Linked DNA regions of Homo sapiens: regions 2 and 3 are each linked to region 1. The links are chromatin loops, found by intact Hi-C in ENCODE. Cell type or tissue: thyroid gland. All regions are shown on one strand. Links, peaks and the distances in the headings refer to the core of each region. The heading gives the core; the rest is flanking DNA.

Region 1 (5,695 bases), core at 291-5,290:
AATTAGGGGAGCTTGGAGCAGGCCTTTCATATTTGAGTTGACAAGCATCTTTTTTCCTTTGTTCAGTCTGTTCTGGAGGGCTTTAGGAGGGCTTCGCCATTTCTTTGTTAAGAGGAATGGTTGAAACAAAATTTGTATAAGAGGAATCATTTAAAATTGAATCCATCCAATAGGAATGTTTATTTTACCCAACGTTTTTCTGTGTGAGAATAATACCTGTTTTTTCTAGGTAATATATGTCTTTTATTTAATCACATGCATATTTAAGCCTCTAAGTTCTCTGTTCAAAACACTGATTTTTTTTTTTTTTTTTTTTTTTTTTTTTGAGACAGGTCTCGCTCTGTCGCCCAGGCTGGAGTGCAGTGGCGCTATCATGACTCACTGCGACCTTGACCTCCCAGGCTCAAGCGATCCTCCCACCTTAGCCGCCCAAGTAGCTGGGACTACAGGTGTACATCACCATGCCCAGCTAATTTTTCATAGAGATGGGGTTTCACCATGTTGTGCAAGCTGCTCTTGAACTCCTGGGCTCAAGCAATCTGCCCACCTTGGCCTCCTAAAATGTTAGGATTCCAGGCATGAGCCACCGCACCTGGCCCGTAACACTGATTAAAGACATACAGATCGGCCGGGCGCGGTGGCTCACGCCTGTAATCCCAGCACTTTGGGAGGCCGAGGAGGGGGCAGATCACGAGGTCAGGAGTTTGAGACCAGCCTGGCCAGCATGGTGAAACCTTGTCTCTACTAAAAATACAAAAAATTAGCCAGGCATGGAGGGATGCGCCTGTAATCCTAGCTACTCGGGAGGCTGAGGCAGGAGAATCACTTGAACCTGGGAAGCAAAGGTTGCAGTGAGCTGAGATCCCGCCACTGCACTCTAGCCTGGGTGACAGAGTGAGACTCCATCTCGGAAAAAAAAAAAAAAGATATACTGATCATATGAGCAAAGCATTGCTAAGAAGGCTGATGTAATTGTTAGGCTCCACTGAGAGACGCCTGGTGTCTAGAACTTACGATGTCCAGGCTGGTGGGAGCTGGCCTGGAGTTGGTACCCCGTGGCGATAGAAACATGAATGCATGAAGAGTATCTACAGAAGGGACCAGAACCTTGAGAAGACTCAGAACTCTCAAGCAGAGGCCGGTTGCGATGGCTCAAGCCTGTAATCCCAGCGCTTTGGGAGGCCGAGGTGGGCAGATCACTTGAGCCCAGGAGTTCGAGACCAGCCTGGCCAACATGGTGAAACCCCCACTCTACTAAAAATACAAAAATTAGCCGGGGGTGGTGGCGCATGCCCGTAATCCCAGCTGCTCGGGAGGCCGAGACAGGAGAATTGCCTGAACCTGGGAGGCACAGGTTGCAGTGAGCTGAGATTGCACCACTGCACTCCGGCCTGGGTGATAGAGCGAGATTCCGTCTCAAAAACAAACAAAAAAACCAAAAAAACCTCAGAACTCTCAAGCAGGACTTCTCAACCTCAGCACTGTTGACTTTTGGGTGGGACAATTCTTTGTTGTGCGTGTGGCGGGATGGAGGTGCTACGCCATGTACCTTAGGATGCTTAGCAGCACGGGGGCCTCTCCCCACCAGACGCCAGGAGTGGTCTCCCTCCTCCGGGTAGATCACCAAAAGTTCTCCAGACATTGCCAAATGTCCCCTGCAGGGCAAAATCGTCCTCGGTTGAAATTGTCCACTGCTCTAAAGAATGCAGGAAGTTGGGCACACTTAGCTCGGAATGAATATTTACAGGGAACATTAAAGCTGTTTGTAGGCATCGTACGAAAAAAGTTATTCTGATTGTTTCAGAAGGCTGAGCAAGAACAAACGGGGCAAACCTGTATTTTGACTAAGGAACAAGGAGACCTTTCTAGAAGAACCGCTCAGCTCCCAGTCCCCAAAGTGTGTATGTTTAGACCGGGCGAGGATCCTGAATCAAGGTCCGGGCCTCTTTCCTCGGAAGAACAGACCGACCGATGGTCTTCTGGGCACCCAGAGGAGCAGTCAAGCGCGGTGCTTGCTGAGAGCTTGGCCTCCGTGGGTGCCATTTAATCTGCGGTTGGGAGAGGTATTCAGAGCTTTGCAGATGGGCCTCTGCCGTTCCTCAGGGCCCACTCCAGTGCCCAGGGAGGGTGGGCAGAGCAGCGGAGGCAGGGGGCTTGCGGTGGGGCTGGGGCCGGCAGAGGAACAAACGGACTCACAGGACGTGCGGCAGGCAGGAGAGCCCTCTCCCGACCTGACCGTCACGGAAGCCTCTCAGCCGGTGTCTGAGCTGGGACTGGGACCCAGAGTCCTCAGTCAGGCTCTTCCCTCCGAGGTGGGGAGGCGAGCCCGGGGATCCGCACCTGCCCAGGTGGACTCCGCTGCTGCGTGGCGCCTGCCCTGGGACCCACGTGCGGCTAGGCGGCACCTCCCCGGGCGCCCAGCAGGTGGCGGTGCGCGGCCTCGAATGGCGGCTGGCAGGGCCGGGACGCGGCGGCTCCTCGCCGGGCGCGTTTCCTCCTCCAGCACTGTCTCACCCTGCTCCATGCTAACCTGCTGAACGGCCCCTGGCCTCTTTCCGCCCCGCCCCCGCCTCCGCAATGCGCCCCCCTTCCCTTCTGCGGTCCCCTGCCTGTCGCCCTCTCACGCTCCAGGTTGTGAGCGAGTATCTCCCCACTTTAACACCCTACACCACACCGCGCCCGGCCACAAGACAGCTTTACAACATACACAACCCTGACGAGGAAACGTGTTCAAAACCAATCACTGCGCTCATCATAAAGGTAAAGAAAGCAAGGAGGTGTGTGTCCACGCACAGGGTAAATGTGGGCTGGGTGTGGGGTTCTAACTTGGAGAGGGCCTGAGGGCAGTGGCAACTCGCATTGCATTGGAGGGAGGCCTTGGCAGGGCCCACGGGGAGAGGCTAGAGAGCCTCCCAGGTGCGGGGCAAGGCATGGGCTATGCTTGGGGGCAGAAACAGACATCTGGGGAGCAATGAGAGGCTTTTGGCTGCAGAGGGGCAGCCGGGAGACCTGCCCCAACCCTCTTCAAGCCCTTGGTCTTGTTTCCTGACATCCCAGGTCGTGTACAAATGTCTCCTCTCCTAGAAGCCGAGGTTGAAAAATGGTCAAACCATTAATTACTCAACAGTTTGTTTGGGCAGTAGTGTCTGCAGCAGTGGGGTTTTTATACAGCACAAAAATAACAAAACAAAGTTGGAAAGCGAGGGCCATTCTGGATGAACGTCCACCCTTGGCTCATGGTCCAGGCCATCGAGATGTGTGACCATCCTGAGAGAGCAGATGACAGAGGTGCTTGTGCCTTTGGTTGGTGGGGAGTGGGTGGAATGTGGCCATTTTTTGGTAGTGGGGTGAACTTGTGAACAGTGTGATCATAATAATGGCTAACAGGTTTTTTTATTCTTTTTTTTGAGATGGCGTCTCACTCTGTAACCCAGGCTGGAGTGCAATGGTGTGATATTGGCTGACTGCAACCTCCGCCTCCTGGGTTCAAGGGATTCTCCTGCCTCAGCCTCCCAAGTAGCTGGGATTACAGGTGCCCACCACCACACCTGGCTAATTTTTGTATTTTTAGTAGAGACGAGGTTTCACCATGTTGGCCAGGCTGGTCTCGAACTCCTGACCTCAGGTGATCCACCCGCCTTGGCCTCCCAAAGTGCTGGGATTACAGGCGTGAGCCACCGTGCCCGGCCGGCTAACGGTTTATGAGCACTTACCAGCCACTGTCCTATGCCCTCTCGTTGAATGCTCACAATGACCCAATGGGATGACCCTGTCACCATCGTCCATCCCATCTTTCAGAAGTGGACGCTGAGTCATGCTGAAGTTATATAATGCACTCAGCTCACATGGCTGGTAGCACTTGAGGCAGGGATCTGGACACAGACGGCTTGACTCCGGAGCTCCTCTCAACCACAAGCCAATGTCAACAAGCCTCCACCATGAAGGTCCTGAATGATATGAATAAAATAGCATTCGCGGCAGAGTGATCTCCTTGGATCTCCTGAGTGGCCCATTTGGCAGTGGGTATGGCTGGGACAACTATTTGCTAGCTTACTAGAATGTCATCATTCGTGAAGTATCTTCATATACATAATCATATTTGATTCTCCCAGCAGCTCTGTGTGCTGGGCAAAGCAGATATTAGAAACCCCATTTTATAGATGAGGAAAGTGAGTCTTGGAGGCTGTTGAGTGGCTGGCCTGGAAGCTGGCAGTTTCCTGGCAGCTTTGGAAGCTGCAGTCAGGGAGTGGGATTTCAGAGTGCAGTTGGAACCTTCGAGAGATGACAAAGGCCCAGGGTATGGGTGGCCACGGTGGAACGGAGGTAAAGGTCACCATCCAGGAGGTATGGAAAGGGCTGTGCAGTGCTGGCAGTCCCCCGGACGCCTTGTGCACCTGAGCTGGGGCTGGACTGGGAACCAGCAGAATCAGGCACCTGCTGCGGGTCAAGCCTGTCGGTAGCTTATTTCAACCACTCTTCACGATTTATCTCGGTTTATCTCCCTCTCCTCAGCCATGCTTTCCAACTTTGTTTTCTGTTATTTTCCTCTGCTTACTGAGGCTGAGTGCTGTGACTTGTGCGAAAGCGTGACTGGCAGAACCCACAACTGTCTGCCTACGATGTTGTTATTTCTGTCCTCTCCAAGGGCCTCTTCTCGGCTTATGTCCTCTGCACACTTGCGCACCGTGGAATCCAGCCCGCTTCTCAAGCCTCACTGTTTAGATTTGGGACGCCAGTTCCTGGGCATGGTTTTAGCTCTGAAATTGGAAAGAAGGACACTTAGCTTAGAAATGTTATGGACAAAATAATTCATGAGGATTTGTAATAGACTGGGGGTGGGGAGGAGCCAAACCAGCGAAGAAGAGGAGGAAATGAGTGACATAAAAATTGGGGGCTTGGGAAGACAATGATAGGGTGGTTAAAAAAGGGAAGGATTTGGTATAAAGAAAATAAGTCCTGTTCAGCAATGTTTGGTGGTGGTGAGACGCTGCTCACAGGGTAGACAGAAGCAGGAAGTGAGGGTGAGAACTAAGGGCCACAGAAGCACACCTGTGAGTCATCGGGGGACGCATGGAACCCAGGAACCATGCACGCAAAGCCTCGGGGGGCTGCCAGTGCTGGGCTGCCCTTCCCACACCTGCTGGGCAGTGACCTTCACCTCCGCTCACTGTGGCCACCCACGCCCTGGGCCCTGTCATCACTTGAAGGTTCCAACTGCACTCCGAGATCCCGCTCCCTGACCACTTCCGACGCCGCCAGGCCTCTCACGCCTCCGTCCCACCACACCCCCTGACCTCGTCCTGATCTCAGCTCCCTGCACTTTCCTGTGGACACCAGCCACCCCGGGTCCCCATCTCTGGGCCTCCGGACCACAGGGGACATCATCCCAGCCACACTCTTGCCAGCGCCCTCACATGCCTGGCCCTTTTGTCCTTCCGCCCTGCTCATCCGCAGCACTCAAGCCAGGGATTTACACAGCACCTGTCTCCGCCATCCCATGCTAGCCTCCACACTCTGGTGGGAGAGAGCCCACACCAAGGATGTTTGGTGCCTGCAAAGCCATGGTACTCAGAGGCAGCTGCTCACCCCATGCTCTCAGCCTCCTCCTCTTCCCAGCATGTATTCCAAATGGGTGACATCTTTTCTGGCAGATGGCTCTGCCTTGTAGTTCACAAAGGAACAGGGCAGGGCGCAG
Region 2 (5,695 bases), core at 186-5,185, 68 kb before region 1:
ACCTGGCACAGCAGCATTTGGCCCATTCTCAGCTTTCCGTTCAGGTGGTCTTTTCTTATGGGTAACGGTTGTTCTGCAGAGAGCCATTAAGCGCTGATTCTGTGACCAGCACTGGAGAATCAGGGAGGGCCTCCGGGAGGAAGTGATGGCTAGGCTGGGTCCTGAGTGGTGAGGTATTTGAGTGAAAGGGGGAGAAGGGGAGGAGGGTGCCCAGTGGAGCAGGACATGGCCAGAAGGGTCTGGAGGTATGGGGGGGCGGTGTGGGCGTTTGAGAAACTGAGCCAAGGTTTTCTGCTGGAGCGCTAGAGGCTTGGCAAGAGGTGGGCTGGAAGGATAAACAGGAGGCTAAAACTGGAGTTGGGCCTTCAACCCCCAGGCTTTGGGGGAACCATCGGAAGGTTGCAGTGGAGGAGGTTTGCATATAGAAACATCATCCTGTTGATCCAGGGCCAGGTGAACTGGAGGGGCCAGACGGGGAGCAGGAAGCTCAGGTGTAACCCAGTCAGTGCTCCCACACCCCAGCCTGGCTCTCTAGGAAGCTCCTGGCATGCAGTGTAGTCATGTTGTGTAACCTGCCATCACTGCACCGTTTCTCTGGAGCAGGGCCTGGGCTGCGTGCTCCCAAGCCTGGCAGAGGGCTATGGATGGAGCATTGTCCTGTTCACCTCGCTTCCTGGCTGTGCTGCCCGTGTGCCCGGTCCCCAACCACCCCCGCCCTCTAGGGAGTCCCTATCCCTGGCCTGCGGAGAAGCATGCCATGATGAGTTCATTCAGCAGCCGTGGACGGAGCCCCTCTGTGTCAGGCTCTAGGGACATGGTGATAAGAAGGGGTCCTCCCACCCTCTCAGGGGAGGCATGCAACGGAGCCAGCCGCGAGGACACCAGTGTTTACACCATGACACAACCATGCGGGGGGGTGGGGGGAGGAGAGGCTCCCTCAGCACGTGGTTGCCCAAGGAGCCGTCCCCAGTCCCAGTCCCCCTAGGTTTGCTCCTCCCGAAAAGGAATAACGCTGAATCGTCACAGGGTGGCACAGACTTGGGTCAGAGAAAATAACTAACTGGTATTTGCCTTTTGCAAAATGATGGGGTTTCACCAAACCACATACAAATCCTTCCCAAATCCCCAGTGGCTGGTTTTGTGGCCTCTCCGGCCAGCCCCGATCTGAGTGTTGGTTATCGCAGGGAGCCGAGTGCCGTTGGGACACCTGTTAGCATCTTGGGCCCAGGAAATCCACACCCTGACCTTAAGTGCTGAAAGGACCTTTAGTGGGTCTCCGCCGGCTTCCTTCCTCACCTTACAGGTGAGGAAACTGAGGCCCACAGAGAGGACTCCCCCAAGACAGCCCAGAGCTGGGGCTGCCCTGCTTCACTGTCTGATCTGGGAGATGGACACACACCCCCCAGAGAACCCAGGCCACCGCTCAGGGTGGCCCCCCTGACCTGTGGCACTATAGATGGGAGAGGAGCCCACCCCTCTGGCCTTTCTGCTGTCTCCCTCTGTCCCCTCACTCGCTTTCCTCCTCTGGTCCCCACCTTCATGAATATGCACAGTGACTGATGACTTCTCACCAGCCCTTCCTCTGATTAGCTCTGTGTCCCCGAGGAAGATCCAAAATCTCTCCTGACTTCAGTTTCCCCTGCTATAAAACAGGGATGGGCTATGATATAGGAAGGTCCAGACCCCTCCACCCTCCCCACACAGGGGATCTCTGGCTTCATTGATGTTGTCTCATGAAAGGGCCCTGGGTTAGGTCTTCATTCCCCAAGGGTGAGTTCCTGGGGACGAGGCTGGGACTGGGGCTGGGGCCAGGCTGTGCTGAGCCCTTCTCCATTCTGTGCCTCTGCAGAGATCATCTTCCTCCGGGCCATCACGCCACCGCATCCTGCCAGCCAGGCTAACATCATCTTCGACATCACGGAAGGGAACCTGCGGGACTCTTTTGACATCATCAAGCGTTACATGGACGGCATGACCGTGGGTGAGTGGCTGGGAATATCAGCTCTATCCAGGCACCCCTCCCCCTCCACCCCGAAACCCTCTCTGGCCCAGCCCAACTCCCATCTGAGTCCCCTCCCCAAATTCAAGCCCACCCAACCTTCAGGGCCCAGCGCCGAGGCCACCACAGCTCCCAATCGGTCTCGGCCGGAGGAACAGCCAGAGTGGGGGATCCTGCCTGGGATCTGACCCTAGCTGTGCCACCCACTCTCTGGGTGACCCCTCTGGGTCTCGGTCTCCCTGCCTATAACATGGGTGGGTTCCAGAGAGCGCTGCGCCTCACAACCATGAATTTCAAATGATACCACCCAAGTAAAGTGCTTGTCCTGAGGGCTGGCACAGTCCCGCGGTCGGTGGGAGCTAAGGGGATTGTTATTCTTGGGGTGCAATGGGAGGGATAGCAAAGTAGGAATCAGAGGGCCTGAGCTCTGGTCTCTCAGCCTTGGAACTAGCTGGATTCGCCATGTGGCCTTGAGCAGTAGTCGTCCCCTCCCTACGCATCAGTTGGTAAGAGGACCAAGGCCACTCTGTGTGCACAGCCCATCTGAATGGGGAGCTCACTGCTCTTTCTCCCTGGAGATCCGGTGTTTGGGGAGCGTGAAGGGAGGCTGGGGCATGAGGGGACTGTGGAAGTCCTGTTGGTGGGTGCAGGCTGGGGAAGATGTTTACAGGCGGGGGCAGGGCCCTCCCTGGCTAGGAACGGGCTTTAATGACAACCTACTCGTGTGAAAAAATATCCAGGCCCACTCCATTCCGCACGCTTGTTTCTGTCATTCACAGCCCCTCTCCTGAACTGTCACATTTTAAAAGATTTACAGTCATGGGAAATGAAAACGGTGGCATCTGCCATTTTGGACTCGGATTTATACTCTGAACACTTTCAAAGCAGCTGAGCAACGGACGGACAGTCCCTGACCTCCCCTGGGCCTCAGTTTCCCCATTGTGAACTGGGAGGAGTGGGCTTCCTAGTCCCTTAGGCGCTGGAGTCCGGGAGGTCCTAACCAGAACCCACGAGCGTGCAGTGCGCACAGAGCAGAGCGTTTTGGAGCCTGGCCTCCAGGTGGCGCTGTTGGACCTTGGACGCTCAGTCTTTGCGCCTCAAACCCGACGGTTGTTAAAACTGGCAGCTGGAGAAAGGGAATCGTTATTCCCGTCTTGCCAAAGAGCCATTTATAGCACCTTTACAAGCTTTTAAATGGGTTTGCATGTTGTAAACATGACTGAGTCACTGGGGGGCTCCCCACCCCAGCCTCCTCCTGCGCTAGCTGGCAGCAGGAATAATTAGTTAATTACAATTAATGGTGCATTAGCCCTCGCGTGATTCCAAGGGGAAGGCGCATGGTTTGGTTGTCGGCAGTTGTGAAACTTGCTGCTTGCCCTTGAGTCACTCCCCACTCTGGGCCTCAGTTTCCCCCATTGTGAAATGAGAGTTTAGATGAAGACAGCCTTGAGGGTCCTTCAGGCCCCTGTGCAGGAGGGCAGGCAGGGAGGGGGTTGGGTCAGGGCTTTGTCCTGTCCCACTGGGTGGGTGGGGTATGCACCCTGACACTGGCCCACAGCCGCCCCCCGCCCCAAAGGGGCCAGCCCTGTGCTTGATGCTGGGCCTGCAGTTGTGGCTGGGACATGGCCCTCAGGTGATTTCTAGATCTTGGAACATGGGAGTTTGGAATCCTAGGACCTTCTAGTTCACTCACTCATTCTTTCCGTTTCTGAACCCTTCTTGAGCCTCTACCTGTGCCTGACCCTGGGCTAAGCCTTGCAGATACAGAGATGGATAAATGCCACATAGCCCCTGAGGACTTTGCATCTCAGCAGCAGGGAGAAGCCACCCCGTATCAGATCATCAAAATATGATGCCGAAATAGGCATGCACAGAGACAGGCCTTGATGGCCTGTGGAGGCTCTCTTAGGGGAAGTCTCCTGGCAGGTTTTACGTCTTTAGTTCCCACCTACATCCTTCCTGGGGTGACCCAAGCCAAGAGGTTGGGCAGCTGCTGGGCCTAGAACCAGCACCCACCAGCGCCTTTCTCTGGCTGCATCTGCTCCAGACAGAACCAACCTGGGAGTGTCTGTTTCTCAGCTTCCCATCCACTGGGGCAGAAAATCCTGGCATGTCAGAGCCTGGAGGCTCCTAGAGACCATCCCTTCCTTCTTCCGTAGGAGGGGAAACTGAGGCCCGGAAGGGCGAGGGGGCTTGCCAGTCTTCTTACAGTGAATCAGGGACACAGTGGGCAATGGAAAGGAGTCCCAGGGTATGAGAGATGATCACAGGTGCCGTCCCGGCAGCGGGCTTCTGGGAACGGAATGTGGATGAGGCCACAAGGACCCAGCGGCTTCCCCCGGCACAGTTGGTCACGGGTGCCCTGGTCTTTGGAATTCTGGGCTGGGGCTGCGTGGGGGAGGGCCCCAGCCTGGCCCTTGGAATTGTCGTGCCTGTAGCCCTGTGTGCTGGGGAGGCCCCTGCCTCTTCCACGCCTCGGTCTGTGTGCAGGATGCCCCACCTGGCTGGGCTCCTGGAGTTGACCTGGTGCCCATGTCATCTCAGGTGGAAGACTGAGACCAGGGAGGCAAGCCCTGCGTGTTGGGACCTAGGCTGCATTGCTGGCTGGCTCCTGTCTCTGTCCCCACTGCGCTGATCTTATTTCTCTGTCTGAGATCTCCTCCTTGGGCTTCCATATCCCTACTTCCTTCTCCCTCCTCTTCTGCCCAGAATAACTTCCATACATCCTGGGAGCTTCCTGGTCCCTAGGGGCAGCCATCCCGGCACACGGCTCCTGGCCTGTCCACCTGGTAATAGATGGTTCCACCGTTGGACTCGAGCCCAGCCTGAAGCAGCCCTGAAAACGTGGGGTTGAACCCTTGCCGGCTCCTTACCGTTGCTGGGCACCTTCACCCCCGCATTCCCCAGTCCTCACAGACACTGCCAGCGACGGGTCATGATTGTCTCCCTTGGGCAAAGGAGGGAGCTGAGTTAAATGACCGCCTGAGACTGTGCAACTGAAAAACTGCAGGGCCTGGGATGTTTTCCGACTTGTTTTTAGCAGTGCAGTTCTGATTTCAAGCAGTGACTTAGGCAGAAACCCTTCATGGTGGTGGAGAGGAAGAAAGCGGCTTCCAGGGCTGCTGCTCCTGGTGGGGAGCGTGGGAGGCTCTTGAGCCTCCTGGGCAGCCCCGTGCAGCTCTGTGCTGCCTGCAGCACACGGCAGGGAACGCCGCCTACTCACGGTGCTTGCTGAACACCTGTCTGCTCTAGGCCATGCCCTGTGTGGACACTGGGCACCGGATCAGGAGGGCTTCCTGGAGGAGGTGAGGCCCGAGCTGAGTGTCCTTGCATGTGAGGGAGTGACACTTAGTGAGCACCTGTGATGACCAGGAGCCAGGGTTTCATCATCGCCAGGACCCTGTGACACGGTGGGATTATCTCCTCTAACAAAGGAGAGAGCGAGAGCCAGAGAGGGCAAGAGATTTGCCCGAGGCCACTCAGAGCTGGGGCCAGAGCGGGCCTGGAGCCCGGTCTTCCCCAGACACCACACCCGCCCAGAGCCGGAGCCCAGGGTTGACTGCTGCTGTGGTGGGCTAAGTTGCTGTGAGTTTGGATGTCCCAGAAAAACAATCAGCGCACAGGCCCCGGGGCTCGCCGTGTTCAGTCCTCCCAGAGTAACAGAAGAAGAGGGAGAAATGCCCCGAGTCCACTAAG
Region 3 (5,695 bases), core at 186-5,185, 220 kb after region 1:
GGGGGGAGGAATAGCATCGGGAGATATACCTAATGCTAGATGACGAGTTAGTGGGTGCAGCGCAGCAGCATGGCACATGTATACATATGTAACTAACCAGCACAATGTGCACATGTACCCTAAAACTTAAAGTATAATAAAAAAAAATAAAAAAAACAAGACCATTTCATAATATTGTTTAAAACAAAACAAAACAAACAAAAAAAAGAAGATGCTGAGCAAATGGCAGCCGCCGTGCTGGGGCTCCTGCAGAGTGGGGTGGGGGGCGGGGTGGAGTGCACAGAGAATCCTGCTGCAGCAGAGGATGGCAGAGCCCCACCTGCTTCCATTGGCAGGATCTGTGTGGGTCCTTATTCTGGGCTTTTATTCACATTGTTCTCCCCCACCAAAAACCTGCTCTTTCTTTAAAGCCCGGCCACAGTGCCCTCCCCCTGTCAGGAAACCTTCCAAGGACTTGGGTCCGCCTCGATCTGCACCTTCCACTAACCCCTGGGACGTGTTCCCACTGCCGTAGATGGTTTCATGCATTATGACGACTCACTCAGAGCAGGCACTGGGAGAGAGATGAATGGTACGCCTGTGGGAAGCAGGCAGCAGGTCACTGCAGTCTTAGGCCTGGTCATGACAGCCCAACCTGGCTTTCTCACAGCTGTGCTTTGATGATGCCTGGGCTCACGTGTCCAGCAATCTATCCCTTCAACAAATACCAAGCACCAGACCCTGGGCTGGGCACTGGGAAAAGACAGTGGCTCTCCAACTGAGGCACTAAAGAAGCGCAGCTTCAATTGTGACAGGGGCTGCAAGAGTGTCGAACAGTCTCCTTTCATAGCGCGTGCATCATGCCTTCAGCACCCTTGAGCTCCGCAGGGGCTACTGAAAACCTGAATTCTGCCCAAACATCTGGCCCCCCATCTCCTCTCACCTCCTACTTCACCAGGACCTTCAGACAGGAACTCCCTCAATTTCTCACCCTCAATCCTTCCAGCCTGCACCTGCACCCACCTGCTCCTGTCTCCCTCCTGGACAGTGAAAGAAGCCCATCTCCTTCCAAGGCCAGCCCTCCACCTGTGAGCGACGCTGCCCATTCCACTTCCACAGGGACCTCACGCTCAGGCAATCCTCAGTCTCCTGCATCTTCCACCTCTCCCTCCCTGCCACCTCCTTTCCCGTAGGCTCAAGCCTGACCCATCCTAAAAGAAAAAGAAAATGCCCGAATTCCAGATACCTTGTTATTCATTATTCAGCTAAGTTATCTTCAAACATTTTGTTCACATCTCCCCAAAGAACACGGAAAAAAATCTGTATCAAACTATCAAGTTGATTTCTAAATTTTTTCATCTTAAGTATTTACAGATGCAAATAATATAATTTTCAACAAATAGCTGAGATGCTTTAAAATAGAACAATTACATCACTCCTTCAATGATCTTAATAGAATTCAAATACAGAAAAATGTAGTACCCACCATTATCCATTTTGAAGTGGAACATGCTTTCTTTTAATGTTCGGAAATACAGCTGGCCCTCAAACAACACGAGTTTGAACTGCAAGGAGCCACTTATAAAATGGGTTTTTTTCAACCAAACATAGACTAAAAATGCAGTGTTTGTGGGATACTCCCAAATATACTGAGAGAAAGCTATATTCTTACTACTTCTTCTAAAACCTGCATTTTCATGTCCCTTCACTCAGAATGTTATCCTAAGGTAGTATGTTTATGCTTGAAATTCTAGAGAATAACTATGATTTCACATACAGAACTAAATTAAAATATATAACAAAAAGATGCCTGGAAAAATCTGAATATTTGGAAATTGAAAAGCATTTTTATGAATAACTTGTAGGTCAAAGAAGACATTAAAAAGCAAATTGGAAATACGTTGAGCTGAATAATATGGAAAATACAATATCTGGAAATTTTTTAGATGCAGCTAAAGCAGTGCTTGAGGGAAATGCAGAGCTTTATGCTGTGTTAGAAAAGAAGGGAGATTGAAAACTGATGATCTAAGTTCCCAACATAAGAAACTAGAAAAACAAGAGCAAGTGAAATACAAAGTAAGAAGAAAACAATACCAGGAAAAGCAGAATGAATGGAATCGAAAATTGTCAAACAATAGAGAAAATCAATAAAACCAAAAGCTGGATCTTTGAAAACATCCATAAAATTGCTCAATCTCCAGCTAGAAAAAACCCCACACTTTAAGGATAACAGCAGTGACAGATAGGACATCACTACAAGTCCTACAAAGGGAGATAAAGAAAAATTATGAATAATTTTATACCAAAAATGTTGACAGCTTAGATGAAATTATTTCCATGAAAGACATGAATTATTAAAATGGACATAAGAAGAAATAGAAAATCCTAATAGCCCTATATCTATTAAAGTCGAGGCCGAGCTCAGCAGTTCACACCTGTAATCCCAGCACTTTGGGAGGCTGAGATAGGAGGATTCCTTGAACCTAGGAGTTCGAGACCAGCCTGGGCAACAGAGCAAGACCCCATCTCTACAAAAAATAGAACAATTAGCCAAGGTGGTAGCTCATACCTGTAGTCCCAGCTACCCAGGAGGCTGAGGTGAGAGGATTGCCTGACCCCAGGAGGTTGAGGCTGTACTGCGCCATGATTGTGCACTGCACTTCAGCCTGGGCAACAGAGCTAGGTCCTGTCTCTTAAAAAAAAAAGAAAATAAAAGAAATTGTCTTCCACAAAGAAAATTCCAGGCCTCAATCATCAATCTTATCTTTCTCTAAAGCATGATTCACCCGGCAGCCAAAGTGATCTTTCTGGAGTGCAGCTCTGTCCTGCCATTCCCCTACCTGAAATTCTTCAGGGGCTTCCTCCCCAAGATGGCATTCGAAGCAACTGATGAGCCAGCTGGTGCCTCTTGACACCCTCATCTCTAACCACCATCCTTCCCCACTCTGTGCCCCCTCACACCCACACATCACACACTACTGCAAATTCAAGGCAGTAAGTTTGTTGAGCATTTGTTCAGAAAAGTTATAAGAAATAACATTTAAGCAGAGCCTCAAACGCTGAGTTGGGTGAGCCAGATGGAGAAGAGGTGGAAGAGCTCCCGGCAGAGCCAACTACACGTCTAACCTCCTTCCAGAGGTGAGAAAATCCCCACACATCCAATTATCCACCCCAGCAGCTCTCTGGCGGCAGTACCCCCTCCCCCCACCAGGGGGCATTTTGGACTATGTGGGAGCGTGAGTTGTCAGTCACTAGGGGATGTCACTGACATTTAGTGGGCCCAAGTGTCTGACATCCAGCAGTGCCCGGAACAGGCCCCACAGTGAAGTGCCTGTTCTCTCGGGTTTGCCTCTGGAAGGAGGTAACTTGTGCAGTTAGCTCTGCCGGTAGCTTCTCCACCTCTCCTCCACCTACCAGCGTTTGAGGCTCTGCTTTTCTCGGAAACCTTTCTGAACAAATGCCCAAGAAACTTACTGCATTGAATTTGCCTCCCCCACCCCCACCTTTTCTTAAATAGAAGTCAAGTTAAATTCCATGAGGAGAGACTTTTAACTTGAATATACTCTGAAAAACATTAAGGAGGGGAGAGGAAATGGTAATGTTTACTCTGTAACCATGGCGTCCTCCCCACTCCTGAGAGAGGCTTTCGCCTGCTCTTGGTATTCTTGAGCTGTAAGTGGTTTCCCTGGAGCTGCTGGCTCACACCTGGGCCTGCACAGTTGCAGCAGCTTCCCGACGCCCGCTCGCCTCTCCCCTTGCCGCCTCCTGCTTCCTCATCCCCATTCATCTTTGCCTTTCATTATATTAGTCCATCTTTCCGTCGGAAGCACCAGCACTCGCCAGGCTCTCCCCCTCCCTGCTCCCAGTCTGGGAGCCCATCTACCTGGGGACCCCCGGCCCTGCTCCCCAGGAAGGTCCTTGGGAAGAAAGGTGAGACCGTTCTTTAACCAAGGGAAGGGCAGGAAGTGTCCTGGAGTTTGCCCCATCTGGTTTGCCAGGACACACAGCAAAGAAGCACTTAGCTTCCGTCTTGGTATCTTTTTTTTTTTTTTTTTAATTTTGCATTAGTAATTATGGGCTGTGGTGTTACTGAAATCTGAAAAACTCAAGGAAGAAGTCTGCCTGCGCCGTGGTCATTGATTCTTTGCTTCTTTAAATGTATAGCTGAGTCTAAAGACTTGTCAGTCAAGGCAGGAAGATTAGCCTCACCCATGTGAAAGGAAGATGGGGAAGAAAAAAAAAAGCCTTGTCTGAACTTGAAAATAAAAATGCTGATGTGGTTTTTATTCCAAAAACATATCTTACTGATTAGGAGCATGGAGCACCACTGGATCGTGGGTGGGCCAGCTGTACTTGGCCTCCCCACTCTGCTGGGCCAGGCTGTCCGCCCGCAGGATGTCAGAGGCAGGGGCCCAGTGGGATCTTTGCTGATGGGTGTGGCGTGTGCACACGTGCACACAGGCACTGAGACGGTGCCCTCGGTCAGCACATTCACCTTCAGGCAGGAGACAGAAGGCGAGTCCCTGTGGAAGCAGCATGGACCCGGAGTCAGATGGGGCTGGGTTTGAACCTAGAGCTGTCATTTACTAACTGAGTAACCCTGGGCAGGTGACAAATGCTTTGAGCCTTTGTTTCATTGTCTGTAAGACAGGGATCGTGGCACCTACTTTGTTGAGGTTGATGGGGTAATGCATGCACAGCCCATGGCCCCGCCGACACAGGATAGACGCTCCATGAAAGGCCACCATGCCAGGGACTAGTGCGGTGCATGGCCATACTGCGGCCCTCTCCACCGCCCCCTACCCACCACCGCCCCCTGCCATCTGAGGCAGGCTTTGCCCAGGCAGCCTTTCCCTCTCTGGGTTTTCTCCCGAGGGTTTGGGCTGAAGGACAGGCCTTAGCCTTGGTGGGCCTCAGTGTCCATGACTGTGAAATGGAGCCGACACCTCTGCAGCTTCGACCACACAGGGCTTGTGGCTTGGCATGGCCGCAGACGCACTGCCAGGCCGGCAGCCTTCGCCAAGAACTGGATTCCTCCCGGCCTGGCCCGGCTCGGCTGGCATTCTCGCCAGTTTCATTGGGTTGAGTTCCAGAGCGATGGCAGCGATTGATAATGCTGTAATTGGAGTGACTTGGGTATTTTCTGAGGTGTTGCCACGATGACTCATACTAGGGCAAGTTGAGGGCCCGCACTGTCCAGCCGGAGTCGGTTAGAGACCCTCAGGAGGCTCACAGGCTCCAGGGCCTGGATGTTAGGATGTGAGGCCTGGGGTTACCGAGATCCCACACCCAGGAGATGCTCGCGTGGAGCCTTCGCTCACAGCGGCCTGCGCGAATGGGGCTTGCTCCGAGAGGTTCAGCTGGCACCGAGAGCTGGCACCGAGAGCGTTTCCAGCTGCAATCTGTTCCCAGCAATTAATAACTGTAAATAACAAGTCCGCTCCTCCGCCTGGCTCCGCGCTACTCTCCGCTTCCCTCCCAGCCCCTCAGCTGCTCCCCTTCCCGTGCCCACCCTCCCTCTCCTCCCCTCTTTCCTTCCATGTCGTCGAGAGGTCCCTGCCGTCCCTTCCCCGGGTCCCTCTGAGAACACCCAGCTCCCTTCCCGTAGGCCATGGGGGAAGGGACGAGCTCTGGCGCGGGGCAGGCGGGTGCTGGGGAGGTGGAGACAGCGCGCTCCCGAGCCCTGGACCACTCCCTCTGCCCCGCGCGGGGCCGA

Evidence for each region. A loop is a pair of places that touch in the nucleus more often than their neighbours do. Peaks named below come from ENCODE experiments on the same cell type or tissue, not always from the same donor. Only the 100,000 strongest peaks of a DNase experiment are listed, where the experiment ranks them.
Region 2: a loop joins it to region 1, with 4 times the contacts of the local background. A loop is called at or near these places in 42 of 110 quality-filtered maps.
Region 3: a loop joins it to region 1, with 2.4 times the contacts of the local background. A loop is called at or near these places in 66 of 110 quality-filtered maps.

Annotation. Positions count from the first base shown.
Region 1 is chr22:45,643,349-45,649,043 of GRCh38, forward strand. The region is part of intron 1 of LOC105373069 (a long non-coding RNA gene); the gene reads left to right. It overlaps LOC105373068 (a long non-coding RNA gene), which reads right to left. Exons shown (of 3, transcript XR_938309.4): 3 at 4,206-4,757. Among named protein-coding and RNA genes, the nearest start is that of ATXN10, 26 kb to the right of the region's middle. RefSeq lists silencers at 2,320-2,609, 2,620-2,689 and an enhancer at 5,339-5,695. In thyroid gland, for the core only: a CTCF peak has its summit at 2,411 (motif pointing right); DNase peaks (open chromatin) are centred at 1,953, 2,413, 3,873, 4,673 and 1 weaker place; H3K4me3 peaks cover 411 bases; H3K27ac peaks cover 2,961 bases.
Region 2 is chr22:45,575,128-45,580,822 of GRCh38, forward strand. It overlaps FBLN1 (fibulin 1), which reads left to right. Exons shown (of 17, transcript NM_006486.3): 16 at 1,850-1,981. Among named protein-coding and RNA genes, the nearest start is that of LINC01589, 28 kb to the right of the region's middle. In thyroid gland, for the core only: a CTCF peak has its summit at 3,059 (motif pointing right); DNase peaks (open chromatin) are centred at 3,054 and 4,307.
Region 3 is chr22:45,860,906-45,866,600 of GRCh38, forward strand. No RefSeq gene overlaps it. Among named protein-coding and RNA genes, the nearest start is that of MIR4762, 100 kb to the left of the region's middle. In thyroid gland, for the core only: a CTCF peak has its summit at 3,170 (motif pointing right); DNase peaks (open chromatin) are centred at 3,186 and 3,646.